2 separate regions of the Homo sapiens genome follow, and region 2 is linked to region 1. A link is a loop called in an ENCODE intact Hi-C map of the cell type or tissue named here. Cell type or tissue: Calu3. All regions are shown on one strand. Each heading gives the region's core, and the rest is flanking DNA. Links, peaks and the distances in the headings are about the cores only.

Evidence for each region. Peaks named below come from ENCODE experiments on the same cell type or tissue, not always from the same donor. Only the 100,000 strongest peaks of a DNase experiment are listed, where the experiment ranks them.
Region 2: a loop joins it to region 1, with 5 times the contacts of the local background. A loop is called at or near these places in 12 of 110 quality-filtered maps.

Annotation. Positions count from the first base shown.
Region 1 is chr10:110,403,871-110,414,251 of GRCh38, forward strand. No RefSeq gene overlaps it. Among named protein-coding and RNA genes, the nearest start is that of DUSP5-DT, 87 kb to the right of the region's middle. RefSeq lists enhancers at 6,097-7,296, 10,374-10,381. In Calu3, for the core only: no CTCF peak of the experiment used is centred there; DNase peaks (open chromatin) are centred at 4,591, 6,731 and 7,361.
Region 2 is chr10:110,323,733-110,334,113 of GRCh38, forward strand. No RefSeq gene overlaps it. Among named protein-coding and RNA genes, the nearest start is that of SMNDC1, 24 kb to the left of the region's middle. RefSeq lists an enhancer at 1,477-1,636. In Calu3, for the core only: no CTCF peak of the experiment used is centred there; a DNase peak (open chromatin) is centred at 3,709.

The sequences.
Region 1 (10,381 bases), core at 4,297-8,296:
AAGATTACCCAAGCCCAGTCAGGAAGGCGGAAAGGCTGTGAGGGTGACTGTATCTACACCTGGCTATCACATAAAAAAACGTGCAATAAAGAGTAGCTATTAGCTTTAAATGTAGACAGATGTGGTGGTGTAGTGAAACAAAAAAAAAAAAAAGCACTGGTTTAAGTGAATTGCTGACCAGGCTTCATGGCACCACTTAGGACTTGAAGACAGAGGGTCTTGTATTATTCCCTACTCCTGTTTTTCGTGCCTGGTGAGGTTCTCTCCATCTCAAGCTTGGGCTTCTCCAGAGGCCACATTTTCTACCCTTCTGCCCTGACCCTGTCTACTGCAGAGCTAGGCACATAGTGGGCTCTCAAATATGCAGACACTGTGGCTGGAGAGCACAGACATGCCCCTCAACCGCCCAACTTCCTGGAAATAAATTGTTCTGCATTCCCAAGAAGCACCCCAAAAAGTTACCTTCTAAATCCTGTTCTGCTTGTCACTTTCAATCTGGTTAATTAAACTCAATACCTCCAGGATGATTAAAAGTTAATTTGGCATTCAACAGGCCCGGAAATGAAATTCCATGGGAAACACTCTTGGTGAGCCTGGCTAGATATAATTAGAACATAGTCCTGCTGGGGGAAGAAGAGTAAGTATGGCACTGGCGCAGCCACAGAGGTGACAGTAGGGAGGCGGGTGCCGAGGTTATATGGCAGCAAGCCTCTTCCCAGGCCTCTAATTACTTACTCAGCTGTTGCTGACAATTGCATCACAAGAGCAGTTGGTTTACACTAAGAGTTTTTACTTCTAAATTGGTAAGGATCCATAGGCACTGCTTCTGCCCAAACCTGCTTGAGTCTCCACTCTGCTGTTTGTACAGTTCCTGCTTTCCCCTCACCCTGCTGCTGAGAGCCAAGGCCTTCTCTTCCCTCCCCCTCTGTCTTCCCATCTGCACCAGGCCCCATCCTGGCCCCTTCCACCCCCAGTACCTCCGGGTCTTCTGCCCCTGATGCCCCATTCCATTCCTCCCTTTGCTTCTGCTGCTGTCCTCCAAGAGTGGTCCCTGCTGCAGGCTGGCCACCCGCTGGGAGGTCTTTAGTGCTCCTCGTCTCCCAGGCAACAGTGCCATTGCTTTAGATGCCAGGCTGGAGCCTGGTATTCCAGGATGCCGCAGAAGGGCATTTCCTTTTTCCATCTCGGAAGCCACCAGGAGGCCTTCACACCTCCCAACCCATCCAACTTCCCCATCTGGTACCTTCGAACACTGTGGGAAGCAGGAAATATCTAGTTAACCCTCAAGGGCTAGAACGTCTCTTAGTGAGGAGCTCAGGAGCCTGTGGGGAGACCGTGTTTCACTCAAGATGAGCCCTAGCCCTTACTGTGAACTGTTTCAAATGAGAAGATACTGCAACAAGGTCGGAGGGCAAGTTTTGGGTTTTTCTTTGGCCTTCCGGAAGGACTAGGTCAATGCTATTCAATATGGTTGCCACTAGCTATATGTGGCTATTAAATTTAAATTAATTAAAGTTGAAGAAAATTTCAAATTCCATTCCTTAGTTCACTTGTGTCTGGTGGTGGCCACACTGAACAGTGCAGATAGAACGTTTCTGTTATCACTGAAAGTTCTGCGCTACAACATGAGCTGTAAGCACGGGCTTGGAGGTCAGAGCTGCTCTCTGCTGTTGACTCTGTGGCCCTGGGCAACTTGCTCAACTTCCTGATGCTTCCCTCATTTCTCCTCATTTCTGTAATAGTAGCTGTCTTAGAGTGTCCTGGGGGCCAAAGGAGATAATCCAGGTACATGCTCAGCACGGCATCTGATAACCGAAAGGGCTGATAAGTAGAAGCTCCTGGCTCCTGGAGAGAGGCTGCCACTTGGTAAAGTAGAAATACTTAGGATGAAGGGGACTGAACGCTAGCCTCCCTGTAAGTCCCATGTGAAGGCTGTGAGCTACATCACCCAAATTAAAAAGAGTAAATCAGAATTAATCACAATAAAATGGAAAACTCCAGCACAGATTTTTCTCTGGAGCCTGGGACCTAACATTCAATAGTCTGCTGAGCCGCCCAGTTAGATTCCTTCCAGGATCCATTAAGTCAAGAAACCCAAATGGAATGGACCCTCTTCCACACAAACCCCACCCATTCCTCCTGCATTTCCTAGCCCAGGAGTAGCATCTGGTCTCCAGAAAGCTAGAAACATAATTTATAACCCTATGATGTAATTGGAGTTATTATCACCATTTTACAGACAAGGAAATTGAATCCCAGAGATATTACCCACCTTGCAAGTTAGTGGTAGAGTCAGGCTCTTAACCCACAGACTCTGCTGCCTCGATCCACCCTCAAAGCCACTTGACTTTACCTCCTCAATCTGTGCACTTCTCTCCAACCCCATGGCCAACACATGACACTGGCTCCTCACCACAGTCCCCTTACCAGCCCTCTTCGTGGCCCAGTTCTGCAGTGTGCCTAAGGCAGTCACTTCTGAAAGCTCAACCTCGAGTCTGTTTCTTCAGCTCTCCCAGTGATTCTGCAAGCCATTCAACACCCTGTCACAAGCCCTCTCCTGTTTAGAATAGCAAGAGTGTTTCTCTTCTCAGTTGAATCTTAACTGATGCCACTAGCTCAGAGCTAGGTGCATTGAGTTCTGAATAAATACTTAGGTCCATTGAAAAGCACATGTTTGGTGCCCATTTTCCAGGTGCTCTATTAAGGGCTCAGGGTCATGTACAGGGTCTTTGCCCTCAAAGAGTTTGCTGCCTAGCAGAGATGCCTACCAGGAATTCAGAAAAGGGAAAAAATTTCAACAGGGGCTTGTGGACATCTTGCTTTGTGGTCAGCTTCCATTCACCTATGTCTAGTAAGCATACCTCAATTGGTAAAGCCAGCTCCACCAGGAGCTCCAGAGAGGTGAAGGAGATTTAGGTCTAAGTTAATCCACTAACTCCATCCCCTGGACACATTGATTGGTTTGGGAATGGGAATCTGACCCAAGTTAGACCAGAGAATGACAATACATCTCAATTCCAAGACAAAGTTTGAGGAGCTCTGGAGAAATAAGACTCACTCCTTCCGCTATACCAAAAAATTGTAAGGACGTGAGTGCCAGAACTGCTGTGCCTTTTGCTACTCTGTAGAGCCTGAAACCTCCGCCTTCATAAAAACGGGTAGACGAAGATTTGGAGAGAAAGAAAATACTGATGATGTTGTTTGAGCTCTGAATCCAACTGTAACTAAATAAGATCACCTGGGTTTTTGGTTTCCTTGAGCCCCAAATTCCCATTTTTTTCTTAAGCCTCTTTGGGAGGGAGGTTTCTGTCACTTGCAATCAAAAGTGTCCTCACTGATTTAGAAGGTGTCCTGGAGGAGATGGAAGGAATGAGACTCTGAATGACTGACGATAATTAGGGGGAGAGATGGGAGGACATTCCAGGCAGAGAAACAGTCCATGGAAACCTGTGGAGCTGGGCTCCTGCTGGAATTTGAAGCCCAGGCATCGAATGCTGACTCTACACCCTGGTAGCCTCCTAACTCTTACCCTTCCTCTGAGCCACAGGATACTCTTGAAATGGGCTTTACGCTTTAAGCCTCACAGGGATGTGGGATGAAGATAATACATGCCAGTGTGTGATGGTGCCTGACTCTCAACACATGACTGCTGAGCAAACAAACCAGTCATTTCATAGGAGAAGAGAATGGAATAGGAAAATAACATGTGGTAAGGTGTGGAAAGCTGGGGAGGTTCATCTACCAAGCCCTGCCACGAGCTTTGTCCCTCTCATCCCTGCCCTCATAGCAACCTGTAGGGTATTGTCATTGCTGCCTAGCAGAGATGCCTACCAGGAGAGCAGTGATGCAGGAATTCAGAAAAGGGAAAAAATATCCAGATAAGAGAATTGAGGCTTAGAGAAGTGAAGTAACTTATCTAAAGTCACATAGCTAAGAAGCACAGAAACTAACGATTCAAACTCATATTTTCTCCACCGTAACGACTGTTCCCTGTGGGCTGGAGCTGAGATCTCTGCTGGCCTCCAGTGCAGGCTGAGCAGAATGGCCCCTCTCCTGTAAGTCCAGGCAAGCTGCCTGGCCTGGGGCAAATACGGAAAGGAATGTTTCTAGTCACTACCAGATGATGAATAGGTGGACCTGAAAGGCCAAGCATGGTACAGAGAAGACATTTCCACCAGCCAGCTCTCCAGGACACTGACTCGGGTAGCAGGGGTGAGAGTACAGACACCTCCCTGGGAAGGAAGCAGAGGAAACCCAAATTTGGGGAGTAGAGAGTCTAAGCTACCCAGAGGGGCTGGAGGAGGCCTGGGTCCCTGCAACCAAGACCATTCTGGAAAACAAGCAATCCCTGCCCAAGGGCCCTGCTATGTGGGCGGTAGGGAGAGGCTAGGGGAGGAAGTGTGGATGAGGCCTGGGGAGCTCTTCCCTAGTGCGGAGGTGGTGACTTCACTTTCCCAGGCCTTGATTTGCATCTGTGCCCTGGGCCTCTAGGAGGGGGTTGTTTGTGGAGAGGGTGGGTGTGTCTGTTGTTTGTGTGTTTTTCCTTCTGCCTTTAGCCCTCCCCCTTCCCCTCCTCAGTAACTAGTAGAACCTGCAAGGCTCATGCCCAGCCTGGGTCCCTTCCTCTGACTCAGTGGAAGGGCAGGAGAGTGCCCCGAGGAGCTGCCCACATCCCTGGCTGAGTGCCTCACCCCCAGGGCCTCCACGAGGAGCAGCTTCCACAGGGTGCCTGTGGGGCTCGTTCCTCTGGATGCTTTTCCCTTTGCTGTGAATGCCTCTGGGGCACGAATATATGGCCCTTGGGTCTAGGCCTTAGGGCTTCCGGTGACCAGGATAGGAAGTGTTGCAGGCCCTGCCCCGAGGGCGGCGCATTAGCTTTTCCCCCACTGCTTTCATCTACCCATCTCACCAGATTCCCCCATCAACCAGAGGTGGGTGTATCACCCCCATTTCACAGAGGAATAAAGTGAGGCCAGAAAAGGGAGAATGACTTGCCCAAAGTCATATGGCTAACAAGTGGCCTGGCAACTGGAATCTGCCTTTTTGGTCCCCATTCTGAAGCTCTTTCCATCACAGGCTACTAATGTTCCCACACAGGGTGCAGGGATGCTGCTTTCCTCTCTGATATGGGACCTCACTGGACTCGCTCCCGAGTCTGCCCAAGTCATCTCTGGAAGTCCCTCGGGTGTCTTGTAAGTGCCCGCAGCCAGCCTGCTAATGTGTCTTCCACTTGACCTCTTTGTTGCTGTCGGCTGTGCACTGGGCAACTGCGGCAGGACCTTGCCTTACTCCCTGCCTGGGCTGCTCCATGAGGCCCCTGTTTCTCTATTTAAGGTGTGACCCCTGGTGCTGGCCAGTATGGCAGTCCTCAGTGCCTACCGAGGCAAAACGGTTTTGTGCTCTGAATTGAAAGAGGCAGAAAGCTCCTCTCCCTACTGTGTGTCCCAATTTGTAAGCTGGGCTCCAAAGAAGCCTTTTCAGCTTTTCCCTGCAGCCTCCTCTCTAAAGGGAGTAAGGGGCCAGTGTTTCCTGCTAGCCTGTCCCCATTCACTCACTTGCAATAAAAGCCTCAGCTCAGTTTATATGATTCCGGTGAAACTGCCCCCATCAGCACCATGACCAGGCTCCCTATACACATCCCCTTCCCAGACACTCAGATCTGGGAGTGGAGATTATGATCCTGCAATCAGTACCCTCTACCCCCCTGCCACAGTTATTGGTTAAGGGATGGGTACATGACCGAAGGCAGGCAAATCAGAGCCAATGAAACTCAGTTCCAGAACTTTTGAACTAGTTCTTTGCCCTGGTGAGAGGGTGTGAGGCCTGGAGCTTCTGCAGTCATCTTGCCCCCATGGGGTGGAACCAGCCAGTGATCGAGCTGTCACCTGGAGAAGAGCTGAGCCGAAAGATAACAGAGAACATGAAGTTTTGGTGACATTGTTTAGAGCCCCTGATTAAGTCTTGTCTGAAACCAGCCACACCCCTTGGACTTCCATTCTAAAGTCAGTAAATTCCGTTTTTGCATTAAGCAAAAAAAAAAAAAAAAAGAAAGAAAAGAAAGAAAAAAAAAATTTTTTTTTTCAGTCACATCCACCATTCCAGCAATACAGAGAATGAGACTCAGGCCCCTTGCTCCTTTGTACTCCATGCTTAACCTCTCACCAAACTTCCTCCTTAGAGGCCTATCTACCCTCATGCAAATTAACTCATACAAACAGATACCGAGGAGGCCCACTACTAACCCGTAAGTGCCTTTGCCTTTGTGCTATTTGGAACTGTTTGATCTATACAGAAAAATTTGTCCCAGATACAGTCCATACTTGGCTTGGTGAGGTAGGGGTGGGTGGGAGGAAAGAAAGGTGGGGAGAGAGAACAAGGCACAGCGGCCAACACTCGCTCTGCCCAAGCAGATGCTGAACCCCAAGTTCATCCTGTCACTCTGAAGGGATGGTGTCCACACCAGAATTGGCCTAGGGCTGGATGTGCAGTAGAACTCAAGAAAGGCTGCCTGCCTTGGTCTTTGGAATTCCTCCTACTGCTCCCAGTTAGAAGGATGAGTTAGAAGAAAGAAGAGACCGTCAATCAAGTTGCTGGGTTTCGTAAACTGGCCCCACTTCCCAGGAGGATTTATCCGTGAGCCAGAGGCACCTCATTTCTCACTGCACCCTTTGGCCTGGCTCCAGCCACACCCCCACCCGCAAATAAGTCCTTTTCCTTCCTAGAGCAGGAGCCAGAGAATGAGTCAGTACCTCATTCTCTTCATTCTTTCATCACTGGTCAGGCCTCACCCTTCCCTCGGCCATCCCCTCCTCTGGGCAACCATCTGGATCATGTGTGGGCAAGGCTGTTCCCATACAGCCAGCTTGGAGGGTCCTCTGTGTGAGACAGGAGTGGGCAGGGCTGACCTCTCAGCTCCTGGGGACTGGAGAGAGAGCTGGGGCCTCCAGGGATGGGCCGCAACTACTGGAGTCTCTCCCAGCCCCTAAAGAAGGGTATTTCCTGGGGCCCTGTCTTCCTCCTCGGGCATCAAGTTTATTTCTGTGTCTGTCCTAGCAAAGAGGAATGAAAACTCCTTTAGGGAGTCCCCGCCATGCCCCAGACCCCACCACGAACTCTGAATTCTCGTGGCAATCCTCTATGTGGCGACCATCAGCCACACTGGAATGGAGGGACAAGGCTGTCGGGAGGAGGCATTTCTCACGCCTGTGCCGTGAACGTGCTACCTCTGCATGCTCAAGCCCATGCTGCGCCACTCACAAGGGGCTGTAGCATTCTGGGCCAGCGCCCTTCTCTCTCTGCCTCCTCGCCTACAGCAAGCTTTCTTCAGGCCTGCGGCTGGTGGGCCCCAAGCCAAGAGTGGATTCTTTCATACTCTCTGGTCTAAATCAAGCTGCATCAGGTGGCACTCCCGGTGACCCTCCTGCCTTATTTGGAAGAAGAGGAGGAAGCCAGATAAGAAACCATCCAGGCACCATGGGCCCTTCTTATGGGTCACCCCACAGATGGCATCATTCTCCAGAGAGTGGGGAATATGAGCTCCGAGAGGCCCTGAGCAAGGTGTCAAAGGAAGAGAATAAAATGAAGGAGCTGCCTTATAGGGCCCTAGAGGAGGACAAATATTTGCAAGTGGTAGTCATTTTCTCCCTGCAATTAAAGGAATTCTCCACTTTAAAGCAAATGAAAATTAAAGGGAATGTGGGAGCCAGAGGGAGCCCCTGGGAATGTTACGGGGGGAGGGTAGTCTGTGAGGAGGGGTCTACTGGGCCTGTTCAGTCAGAGCCCCGTCTGGAGCAAAGGTTGACCTCAGGCTCTGTTCTGGGTCTCCACAGTATTAAATCACCAAAGGGAGAGCTTCAGAAGCCCCAGATAGCCCTGGTGTCTCCAAAGAACTAGAGAAAAGCAGCAGCCTTGGACCTTGGAGAATCTTCCAACATCACTTCCCAGCCCTGGTGTCTCCAAAGAACTAGAGAAAAGCAGCAGCCTTGGACCTTGGAGAATCTTCCAACATCACTTCCCAGCCCTGGCCACACATTAGAATCACCCAAAGAGCTTTTAAAAATATTCACTCCAAGGCCGGATGCGGTGGCTCACACCTGTAATCCCAGCACTTTCGGAGGCCAAGGTGGGAGGATCTCCTGAGGTCAGGAATTCGAGAACAGCCTGGCCAACATGGTGAAACCCTGTCTCTACTGAGCTGAGATCACACCACTGCACTCCAGCCTGGGTGACAGAGTGAGACTCTGTCTCAAAAAAAAATACCCCAGACCAAATGGATCATAATCTCTCTCAGAATGGGGGCTGGGCAGCTATTTTGTTTAATCTATTCACACGATACTACTGAGCTGTACTTCTCAAATTTCCCTTATGAGAAAAATCAGCTGGGGGGCACGTTTAAAAACGAAAAAGAAGGCCGGGTGCAGTGGCTCAAGCCTGTAATCCCAGCACTTTAGGAGGCCGAGGCAGGCGGATCACAAGGTCAGGAGTTGGAGACCAGCCAGCCTGGCCAACATGGTGAAACCTTGTCTCTACCAAAAATACAAAAATTAGCCGGGTGTGGTGGCACATGCCTGTAATATCCTAGCTACTGGGGAGGCTGAGGCAGGAGAATCGCTTGAACCCGGGAGGCAGAAGTTGCAGTGAGCCGAGATTGCACAACTACACTCCAGCCTAGGTGACTGAGCAAGACTCCATCTCAAAAAGAAAGAAAGAAAGAGTGAGAGAGAGAGAAAGAGAGAGAGAAAGAAAGAAAGAAAGAGAGAGAGAGAGAGAGAGAGAGAGAGAAAGAAAGAAAGAAAGAAAGAAAGAAAGAAAGAAAGAAAGAAAGAAAGAAGGAAGGAAAGAAAAGAAAGAAAGAAAGAAAAACAAAAACAAAAAGAATTATCAGGCTCCCAATCAAGCAAAGCCAGCAAATCAGAATATCTGGAGGTGACTGGTGAAAATCAGAACCTCTGGGGAATTAGGCCCAGGTCTTTTTTGCATTTCTACCAGGCTTCCCAGGGGACATCTATGCTGACAGAAATTGCAAAATCACATTCTAATCCTCTGGTCTTTGCCCCAGCTCGCTCAGCTGGTTGCCCCTTTGACCCTCGGGCCTCCCTAGAGGCCTTCTCTGTGAACACACCGTAGCATCTGTCTTCTTCCTAGCACTCATCAATATTTGTGATTGTATATTTATTTCTGTGTTTCTTTAATGCCAGTCTCCCACCTAGATGATAAACTCTGTAAGGGCAAGAACCAGGTCTGTTTGGTTCTGTGTAAGGTGGTGGTGAATTACCAGTGTAGGCTCTGAAGCTTGGACTGCCTGGCCTCATATCCCAGCTCCCCTACCCAGCTGTTCTTTGATCTTCAGCAAGTTGCTTCTCCTTCCTGTGCCTCAGTGTTCTCATCTGTAAAATGGATATTTGAATAGTAGTACCTGCCTCACATGGTTGATGGGAGGAATAAATGAAATTATATATGTAAAACATTTAGCATTGTCAATGGCACATTGGAAATTGTCAATAAACATTAATTATATCAATAACAAGCCACCACCACAACTTAATAGCTGAAAACTGCAACCATGTAATTGCTCACAATTCTGTGGGTTGACAGTTTGGTCAAGGCTCAGCAGGGTGGCTTGTTTCTGCTCCAGATGGTTTTGGCTGGGCTCACTCTTACATTTTTGGTCAAGTGGCTTGTTGACTGGGACTGCATAGTCTAACTTGATGGGCTGTTGGTGGAGGCTGTCAGTGAGGGAGGCTCAGTTCTCCTCCATGTGGCCTCTCCAGCAGACTAGCTGGGGCTTCCTCATGTGGTAGCTGGGTTCCAAGAGGGCGAGAGCAAAAGTCAAGAGTCACTTTCGCAGCATTAGTCAAAGCAAGTTACAAGGTCATCCTAGAGTCAAAGGACAGAGAAGTAGTGCTAGTTTTTGTTAGGAGGAGGTGCAAAGACTTCCTGGACATTTTTCATCCTCCATAGTTGCTTGTTCCTGAATCTAGCATGGTATACTCAGGTGCATGGCCCAGTATGCATTTAATAGGTATTTGTTGAAGAAATAACAAATGGATGTGCAGAGGAGAAAGAAACTAGAGGCTCGAGAGGAAAACTGATTTGCTCAAGGTCACAAAGCAAATGAGCGGCAGCACCAGGACGAGAAACTAGGTCCTGGCGCTCAGTCTTGCCTCTTCCCGTTGCATCAATCTGCTCAGACAGCTGCCTGAAGTGGGGTTGAATTCTTCAAATAATTGCCTCACTCCTCAGCTTCTGTTGAGCCTCTGGAGATATATCTAGAAGGTCAGGACTGTGCTTGCTTCCTGAAAAGTCTGGGGATGGAAAGAAGGGAGCACTTTTCATTTCCCAGGGCATAACGCATTGCAGAAAATGATCAGAGAGCATCAGC
Region 2 (10,381 bases), core at 2,161-6,160, 82 kb before region 1:
TCTTGCTCCTTGTCTTCTGGAGCTGGTTGAGCATAGGCCCAGGGACCTAGTGAGTCAGCTCACTATGCCAGTTCCCTCCTCTGTGACCTGGTGCTTTTCTTTCCATCCTTTCTTTCCTTTCTATCGTCCTCCCAGATGATAACATTTCTCTTATAAAGATTATATTATGACCATACTTGAAAGATTTGTACATGTTTTGTTTATTTTCATTGCCGGAGCTAATTACCACACTAGTGCTTTCTGTAGATATCTCTTGTCTATCCCAGAATTCTTATCCTGAGTCCACTTAATAGATAACATAGGTGGGAGTCCTGAGACCTGGGAGAGGCAATATTCCTCCAATGTCCAGCCCAAGCCATATACTGAACATCTGTTGCCAACTCTCTTTGTACCCCCAAGAAACTCCTTTCATATGAGGGAGACCCCTTCATGGTTTACTAAAAAGCAATTTAGAAGTAGCAGAAGTAGCATCAACAAAGGTAAGTCAAAGAAGGAAAATAAGTTGTCAAGAACAGTGAGCAGTGATAGAGCTCAAAAAAATCAGACCACATATTTCTTTTTTTTTTTTGAGATGGAGTTTCACTCTGGTTGCCCAGGCTGGAGTGCAATGGCGTGATCTTGGCTCACTGCAACTTTCGCCTCCTGGGTTAAGGTGATTCTCCTGCCTCAAACTTCTGGTAGCTGGGATTACAGGCATGTGCCACCATGCCCAGCTAATTTTGTATTTTTAGTAGAGACAGGGTTTCTCCATGTTGGTCAGGCTGGTCTTGAACTCCCATTGACCACATATTTCTATGCTTGGGGTGTATCCATCAAAGTGAGTGGGTGACACTTGTCCCAGCCCAACACTGAATGACTCACTTTCTGTGCTATCAGCAAACAACCAAGGCTCTGCCCGGTAGTTAACAAACTCACCGAAGGAAACGCTATTCTGAATCTGTCACTAATTGAATTTTTAAATGTAATCCAATTGCCAGCCAATTTACAAACTTCCTCTGTATTCTCCAGGTTGTTTCTAGCCTTCCTCCTAATCACTTTTGCAGCCTGGCTGGATTTGATCAGGTTTATCTTTGTTTGGTTTGAGAAGGAATTGAAATGCCTCCTTCTCTTAAGAAGATGATTGTATATCCCTTGCAGTTTGCTTAGGGCACAGAGGTGATCTCATAGGGTTTTTCCACTCGGTGTATTTGATTTTAAAAACATAAATATGTGAAAGCCCCAATGTTGCCTCTTAAAATCCCCTTTGTGCTCAAAGAGGAAGTTTGGTGAACAGTTTCAGCAAAGTATCAGGAATATCAGATAGCATTGATTCACCGAGTTCTGGAAACAAACCTCAGCTTCTCCAGTCATTGGCTCATGATAAGAAAACTTCCCTTCCCACAAACTAATATGACAAAAAAGAGAGATCAGATAAAGATGACACATGAATTTGACGAGTGTTCCATCTTTTTTTACCCCAGCTCATGCTGTGCCCTTCTGGCTACATCATTGCCCTTGCTTCTCTACACAAAAGTCTTCTTCATTCTCACTCTTGCCCAGTAACCTTCACCAACATTCTGTCCTGTGGGGAGCTCTTCCTCCCCTGAACAACTCTGGCTTGCATGTAAAAATCTCCTAACATACACACACAGTATAGACTTTCCAAGGCAGGGACTCTGCTGAATTCTTATTTGCACACCTGTGGGATAAGCTGCTTAGCTCACAGCCCTGGTGTGCAATGCAGGCTGGGCATCAGAACTACCCATATAGCTTTTAAGAACTACAAATGTCTAGGTTGGGTGCAGTGGCTCACTCTGTAATCCCAGTGGAGGCCAAGGTGGGAGGATTGCTTGAGCCCAGGAATTCAAAACCAGCCTAGACAACATAGTGAGACCCCATCTCTACAAAATAAAAAATTTAAAAATTAGCCAGGCATGGTGGCATGCACCTGTGGTCCCAGCTACTCGGGAGGCTGAGGTGGGAGGATTGCTTGAGCCCAGGAGTTTGAGGCTACAGTGAGCCATGTTCACATCACTGCACTCCAGCCTGGGTGACACAGTAAGACCCCAACTCAAACAGCAACAACAACAAATAAACTACAAATGTCCAGACCCCACTCCGGGCCTTCTGAATCAAGATCACTCCATAGGTGACTCTGACTTGCGGCTGAAATGAGAACCACTAGCTTACCATCATTGGAAGGATTAAACGAGTTAACATACAGACGGATATTTTTTAAACTATAGACTTTCATGACAAATGCTAGGTATGATTCGTAGTGAATGCTACAGTTGCCCTCCACCCCATCCAACCCTTCTAACTCCTCCTCCCTTTCTCAAAGTTTCTGTTCAGAGGGTCACTCCTCCTCCACGCAGCCCCGTGGCTTCAGGGAAGCTGACCCCGCCTTCAGTGTCAGGTGAGGGGCTGATTTGTCTGAGCCTAAATCCATGATTCAGGAGTGGGGATGTGACTGGCCATTGAGACCCAGAAGGACTGCTGGAGGCTTCTGGGAAGAGTTTCCCTCACTTTGGGAAGCTTTGCTCTCCTGTCATGATTCTAGTTGTTACTGACAGCCATTCTGGGACCTTTCTCTCTCTCTTTCCTCTCTCCTTTCCCCAGAGGTAACAGGGCTTAGGATAATGCTATGAAAACACCTTGGTCTTTGACGGTGGATGGAGCTACCCTGAGCTGATCTCAATTTGGATTTCCATTTCTGTGCACCAGGAAATGCCTCATGGTTTAAGGCAGCTCTGTTACTTGTGGCTGAAATATCCTCCTGGCTACATTTGCTTTTAATTCCTTCTCAAGTATCATCTGACACAATGCCCTCTTTAGTAAATGCTTCAATAAGTATTTGTTGAATGTATGAATGACTTCATCGTCATTGAGTGCCTAGACTTGCTGGGTACTGGAGATACAGTAGCAACTAAAAGAAGTCCCTTTCCTTATGGATTTTATATTCTGGTGGGAATAAAACTGCACTTGTGGGTCAGGTTAGCAGCTTCTCTAGAGAAATAAACTTTATGTTTCTAGTTGTACAAACAGATGGTTCAACCCACATTAGGGGTTAGAATGGTAACATTTGTGCTAAAGAATCACTGCTTAGGAATTCACCTGACCACCAGAGTGACTTTCTGCAGCTAAAGAAAAAGGAAATGACAAGAAGAATCATGAAGAATACTTTGTCCCTAAGTTTATGACTCAGAGGAAAAACTACAGGGCTCTTGTTCCCAGATCTCAACACCAGAGCATGAGACAGGTCCTCGATTGCAGAAGACAAAGTGAGGAGTAACAATCTGAAAGATTCAGGATAACTCGATTTTAACAAATGAATGAAACTGGAAGAAGGGGAAACTGACGACCTGCTGAATGTTAATATTTGAGTCAGTGCAAGGTATCACGAGAGGTAGGGATCAGCTCATCTCTAGGTCTTCTGTCTGCAAGAAAGCAGGCAAAGGGAGGATGCTTCCAACTTACAGATTGTCTAGTGCAGCTTAAACTGAGGGACAGCCTTTCTTCTTTATTTTTGTATAGGATAGCCTCTTTTTCAAGATTGCCTTAGATGTATTCTTTGCACAAATGTTGGGATGATCCCATAACTTCTCCGGGGAAGTCAATGCTAGCTAGGGTGGCTACATTCACCACTCAGATTAAGGAAAGAGTCACCTGGCAAGTAAAATGACCGAAATGAAGAAATGTTTGGGGCAGCAACAGGCCTGGTGATTCAGCTGGGCTGGCCAGAGAGCAAATTCCAAGGGGTAGGATAGGAGGGGAAGCAGTCCAGCAACCTGAGGTAAGGGCCAAATTCAGGAAGATTAGTGATAACGCAAGGCAAAGGTAAACACGCTAGACCTGGAAGATGAGGGCTTCATAGAGCAGGGCTCAGGAACTTTAAGCCTGGACACTTGGGGAGCAAGAGGTAAGGACTTTGACCCTAAGATCCTGAGGTTAGGTCCCAGTAATAAAACTCAGCACCAGCTGACAGAAAGGACAATGACAAAGGGTGTACCCTTCAAGGGTAGGAGGAGTCCTACAGGCTTTGTGAGATATGGCACACAGTCAGTGCTGTGTAAATGTTAAAAGGGTGAATGAAGTCACTAGGCTGGGCTGTACGATGGCAGCAATCAGACTGTTTTTCATCCTTAAGCTCTAAAACTACTGGTTCTTCTGGAACTGGCAAAATTTTCAGTAAGATGCTTTAGTTCCCCAAAACAGATAATTGAGATAGTTTTTGTTTTGTTTTTGCCCAACCTGCTTCTATTCCCCTGGAGATAGCATTGCAGTTTTCTTTGGGGGACTGCGCCTCCTCTGCCTTCAAACCATGCAGCTCAGGTAATGCCCTGTTTACTAAATGCTTCAGTAAGCATTTATTGAATGAATGAAAAAATTCGGCCAGGCATGGTGGCTCACGCCTGTAATCCCAGCACTTTGGGAGGCCGAGGTGGGCAGATCACGAGGTCAGGAGATGGAGACCATCCTGGCTAACACGGTGAAATCCCGTCTCTACTAAAAATACAAAAAATTAGTCGGGCATGGTGGCGGGCGCCTGTAGTTCCAGCTACTCGGGAGGCTGAGGCAGAATGGCATGAACCCGGGAGGTGGAGCTTGCAGTGAGCCGAGATCACGCCACTGCACTCCAGCCTGGGCTACAGAGCGAGACTCCATCCCCCCTCCAAAAAAAAAAATTCATTGTCATTGAATGCCTAGACTTACCGAGTACTGGAGATAAAGTAGTAACTAAACCAAGTCCTTGTCCTTATGGATTTTATATTCTGGTGGGAATAAAACTGCACTTGTGGGTCAGGTTAGCAGCTTCTCTAGAGAAATAAGCTTTATGTTTCTAGTTGTACAAATAGATCGGTTCAACCAACAAAAGTGGTTCAAATGGGAACCCTTGTGCCAAAGGATCACTGCCAACCATGCTCTCCTATCTAGGAGTGGGCAAGTGGCTTGGCTAATTAGCATATTCCATTCCTCTATACACTGTGATTAGTTCGGGGATGGGCACATGATCTACGTTGTTCCAATGGAAGTTAATTCTGAGACTTTTGCTAGAACTACTGAGAAGGGGCCAGTTTTTCTCTGCTGAGGTTGCCGAGCTATACAATGTAGAATGTAAACCCAGGGTTGGCAGGAGTCACTGCATGGAGCTGGCCTGGCAGCAGATGGAACCAACTCAGAAAAAAGCATAGCTCGGGAAGTAGGGGATAGATTGAAAGACAATAATTCTGGTGACATAATTTGAGTTTCTGGTACCAGCTGTGCCTGAAGAGAGGCCTACCACTGGTCTTCTCTATGACTATTGCTTAAGCCAGCCTGAATTGGGTTTCCATTACTAACAACTTGGTGTCCTGAAATGATAAACAATGGAGACTGTATGATAAGTAACTGCTTTCCCATCTTGTCAGAGCTGATGAACTCCAGGCCAGGCGCAGTGGCTCACACCTGTAATCCCAGCACTTTGGGAGGCCAAGGTGGGTAGATTACTTGAGACCAGGAGGAGTTTGAGACCAGCCTGGCCAACATGGTGAAACCCCGTCTCTACTAGAAATACAAAAATTAGCCAGGTGTGGTGGTGCATGCCTGTAATCCCAGCTACTTGGGAGGCTGAGGCACGAAAATTGCTTGAACCCAGGAGGCGGAGCTTGCAGTGAGCTGAGATTGCGCCACTGCACTCCAGCCTGGGTGACAGAGAGAGACTCCATCTTAAAAAAAAAAAAAAAAAAGAGTTGAGGAAATCCAGCCAATCAACTAATACTTATGTAGTGATTTCTGTTGCCAGATATTGTTCTAAGTACTGGGGATACAGCTATAAACAGAAGTCCTTGCCCTCAAAGAGCTTACATTCCAGCAGGAGGAGACAATTGTTAAAGTAGTCAACAATAAATACATACGAAAAGTTTAGGTATAAATAAGAGCTATTAAGAAGATTAAATAGGAGCGAGCCACCTGCTCTCAGACAGGGCCCATCTCTCAGAGGGGGCAACATTTGAATTGCGGTCATAATGACAAGATACAAAGAAGCGGCCATTCAAAGACTGGGGCAAGAATGCCCTGAGGAGAATGAATAGCCGGTGCCAAGGCTCTAAGACAGGAACAAGACTGGCCTGTTCAAGAGACTAAAAAAAGGCACATGTGGCTGGAATGTCTCGAGTAAGGAGACCAGTAGAGAGAGGAAGATGGGGCAGAGAGGTAAGCTGAGGCAGTCCCCTCAATTTTGTGAGAATTTGAATTTTATTCTGAATGCAACAGACCTTCACTGGAGTTACTGAGACCTGATTTACCTTTTAAAAACATTATTCTAGGCCGGGCGTGGTGGCTCATGCCTGTAATCCCAGCACTTTGGGAGGCCAAGGTGGGCGGATCACTTGAGGTCAGGAGTTCAAGACCAGCCTGCCCAATATGGTGAAACCCTCTCTCTACTAAAAATACAAAAAAAGTAGCCAGGCATGGTGGCAGGCGTCTGTAATCCCAGCTACTCGGGAGGCTGAGGCAGGAGAATTGCTTGAACCTGGGAGGCAGAGGTTGCAGTGAGCCGAGATTGCGCCATTGCACTCCAGCCTGGGTGACAAGAGTGAAATTCCGTCTCAAAAAAAAAAAATTATTCTAGATGTGGGTTGAAGGTTGGACTTAAGGAAGGCAAGAGGGACATAAGGAGGACCTATTAGGAGATAATGCAGTAGTCCAGGCAAGAGATGATGGAGGGGCCCCAGGCCAGGGTTGGAGCAGTGGAGATGGAAATAGAGAAAGGGGGTTGCATTCAGGATACATTTTGGAGGCTTAGTCAATAGAATGTACTGTGGGTTAAAGGGAGGTGTGAGGAAAAGATGATTTAAGCCTGATGACTAAGTTTTAGCCTGAGCAGCCAGGTGAATGATGGCGCCATTTACAAAAATGAGAAAGTCAAGGCGGGGTGTGATGGAATCCATATTGTTGGGAGAAAAGCTGAGTCGTTGGGAGAGAAGCTGAGGTGGAGCTTACATGTCTGCTAGACTTGCTGGCTCCTTGCTTCTAGCACTCCCATTGTCTCAAGTAGCCATATGTTTCTCATTCACTTGATACACCATTTCGTTTCAACCCCCACATCCTCACCACCTGTTTCTTTGATCACCAACAAATAGCGAGGGCTCCCAAAGCTCAGGGCCTTCCCAGCCTCCACACTCGCGATGGCCCCCTGGTCCCACTTTCTCTCTCAAACTGTCTTTTTCTCATTCTTTTGACTCTGCTGGATTTCGTCGCCCCCATGACCTGGTGTTGAGTCTGATCACCCCAACACATATTGCTGCCTCAGCTATGCAAGACATCCAAGTGTAGATGTCAAATGGGCAAAGGGATAGAACATTCCTGGAGTTCCTTTTTTCTTTTTCTTGCTTAAACAACAAATTTATTTTCTCACAGTTCTGGAGACTAGAAACCTAAGTCCGAGATCACAGTGTCAGCAGGGCTGCTTTCTTCTGAGGGCTCTCTCCTGGGCTTAGAGATGCCCATCTTCTCTCTGTGTATTTGCATGGTCTTCTGTCTGTTTGTGTCTGCATCCTAATCTCTTCTTTGTATAAGCAAGAGGTGACAGCGTGCTGGCAGCCCTTGCAGCCCTCGCTCGCTCTTGGCACCTCCTCGGCCTCGGCGCCCACTCTGTCCACACTTGAGGAGTCCTTCAGCCCTCTGCTGCACTGTGGGAGCCCCTTTCTGGGCTGGCCGAGGCCGGAGCTGGCTCCCTCAGCTTGCGGGGAGGTGTGGAGGGAGAGGCGTGGGCGGAACCGTGGAACCGGGGCTGCTCATGGCGCTTGTGGGCCAGCACGAGTTCCGGGTGGGCGTGGGCTCGGCGGCCCCGCACCCGGAGTGGCCAGCTGGCCCCACCGGCCCCAGGCAGTGAGGGGCTTAGCACCCGGATGAGCAGCTGTGGAGGGTGTGCCGGGTCCCCCAGCAGTGCCAGCCCAGCAGCGCTACACTGGCTTTCTCGCTGGGCCTTAGCTGCCTCCCCACAGGGCAGGGCTCAGGACCTGCAGCCCGCCATGCCTGAGCCTCCCCTGCCCTGCCCCCTGCTGTGGGTTCCTGTGCCGCCTGAGCCTCCCCGACGAGCGCCGCCCCCTGCTCCACGGTGCCCAGTCCCATCGACTGCCCAAGGGCTGAGGAGTGCGGACGCAAGGCGTGGGACTGGCAGGCAGCTCCACCTGCGGCCCCAGTGCGGGATCCACTGGGTGAAGCCAGCTGGGCTCCTGAGTCTTGTGGGGACTTGGAGAACTTTTAAGTCTAGCTGGGGGATTGTATATGCACCAATCAGCACCCTGTGTCTAGTCAGGGTTTGTAAATGCACCAATCAGCACTCTGTGTCTAGCTCAAGGTTTGTAAACACACCAATCAGCACCCTGTGTCTAGCTCAAGGTTTGTAAATGCACCAATCAGTGCTTTGTGTCTAGCTGATCTGGTGGGGACTTGGAGAACCTTTATGTCTAGCTAATGGATTGTGAATGCACCAATCAGCACTCTGTGTCTAGCTCAGGGTTTGTAAATGCACCAATCAGCACCCTGTGTCTAGCTCAGGGTTTGTGAATGCACCAATCAGTGCTCTGTGTCTAGCTAATCTAGTGGGGACTTGGAGAACTTTTGTGTCTAGTTCAGGGACTGTAAATGCACCAATCAGTTCCCTGTCAAAACGGACCAATCAGCTCTCTGTAAAACAGACCAATCAGCTCTCTGTAAAATGGACCAATCAGCGGAATGTGGGTGGGGCCAGATAAGGGAATAAAAGCAGGCTGCCGGAGCCGGCAGTGGCAACCCGTTCAGATCTGTTTTCATGCTGTGGAAGCTTTGTTCTTTTGCTCTTTGCAATAAATCTTTCTGTTGCTCACTCTTTGGATTCACACTGCCTTTATGAGCTGTAACACTCACGATGAAGGTCTGAAGCTTCACTCCTGAAGCCAGCAAGACCACGAACCCACCGGGAGGAATGAACAACTCCAGATGTGCCGCCTTAAGAGCTGTAACACTCACCGTGAAGGTCTGCAGCTTCACTCCTGAAGCGAGCGAGACCACGAACCCACCAGAAGGGAAAAACTCCGAACACATCCGAACATCAGAAGGAACAAACTCCGGACATGCCACCTTTAAGAACCGTAACACTCACCGCGAGGGTCCACGGCTTCATTCTTGAAGTCAGTGAGACCAAGAACCCGCCAATTCTGGACACATAAGGAAGCCAATCCTATTTGATTAGGGCCCCCCCATATGATTTCATTTAACCCTAATTACTTGTTTCTAAGAAATCATCAATTTATTTATTTTTTTTGAGACAGGATCTCACTCTATCATTCATGCTGGAGTGCAGTGGTGCGATCAGAGCTCACTGTAACTTTGACCTCCTGCGTTCACTCAGTCCTCCCACCCCAGCCTCCCAAGTAGCTAGGGTTAAAGGCAAGTGCCCTACCACACTCACCTGTTTTTAAAATATTTTGTAGAGATAGGGTTGCACTATGTTGCCCAGGCTAGTCTGGAACTCCCGGCCTCAAGCAATCCTCCTGCCTCAGCCTCCCAAAGTGCTGGGATTACAGGCATGAGCCACTGTACCAGGCCTAATTTACCTTTTTTTTTTTGAGATGGAGTCTCACTCTGTCTCCCAGGCTGGAGTGCAGTGCAACCTCTGCCTCCTGGGTTCCAGCAATTCTCCTGCCTCAGCCTCCCAAGTAGCTGGGATTACAGGTGTGTGCCACCACACCTGGCTAATTTTTTGTATTTTTAGTAGAGACGGAGTTTCACCATGTTAGCCAGGCTGGTCTCAAACTCCTGACCTCAAGTGATCTGCCTGCCTTGCCCTCCCAAAGTGCTGGGATTACAGGCGTGAGCCACCGAGCCAGGCCCAAATTTACTTTTTAAATTAACATGTAATTATACATATTTATGGAGTACATAGTGATGTTTTGATACATATGATGTATAGTGCTCAGCTCAGGATGATTAGCATATTCATCATGTCAAACATGTATCATTTCTCCATGTTAGGAACATTCAATATCCTCCTAGCTATTTGAAACTATGTATTATTAACTTTAGTCATACTCCAGTAGTATGGACCACTAGAACTAATTCCTCTTGTTTAGCTGTAATTTTGTATCCCTTAACAAATGGGACATGTTTTCTTAATATACCATTTAACACACTCTATGAAAGAACAAGTTTCATTTTTCAGCTTTAAATACATGAGCTTTACATAAAATAGCTCTTAATTCAAAAAACATTGGCCAAACCAAACTAATCTACTGCGTTAGAAGTCAGGATCAGGAGGAGGAGAGAGTGTGTAGTGATGGGAAGGGAAATATCAGGAGCTTCTGGGGTGCTAGAGATGTTCTGTTCCTTTCACCTGGGTAGTGGTTACATGGCCCACTTAAAGATAATTAAGCTGTACACT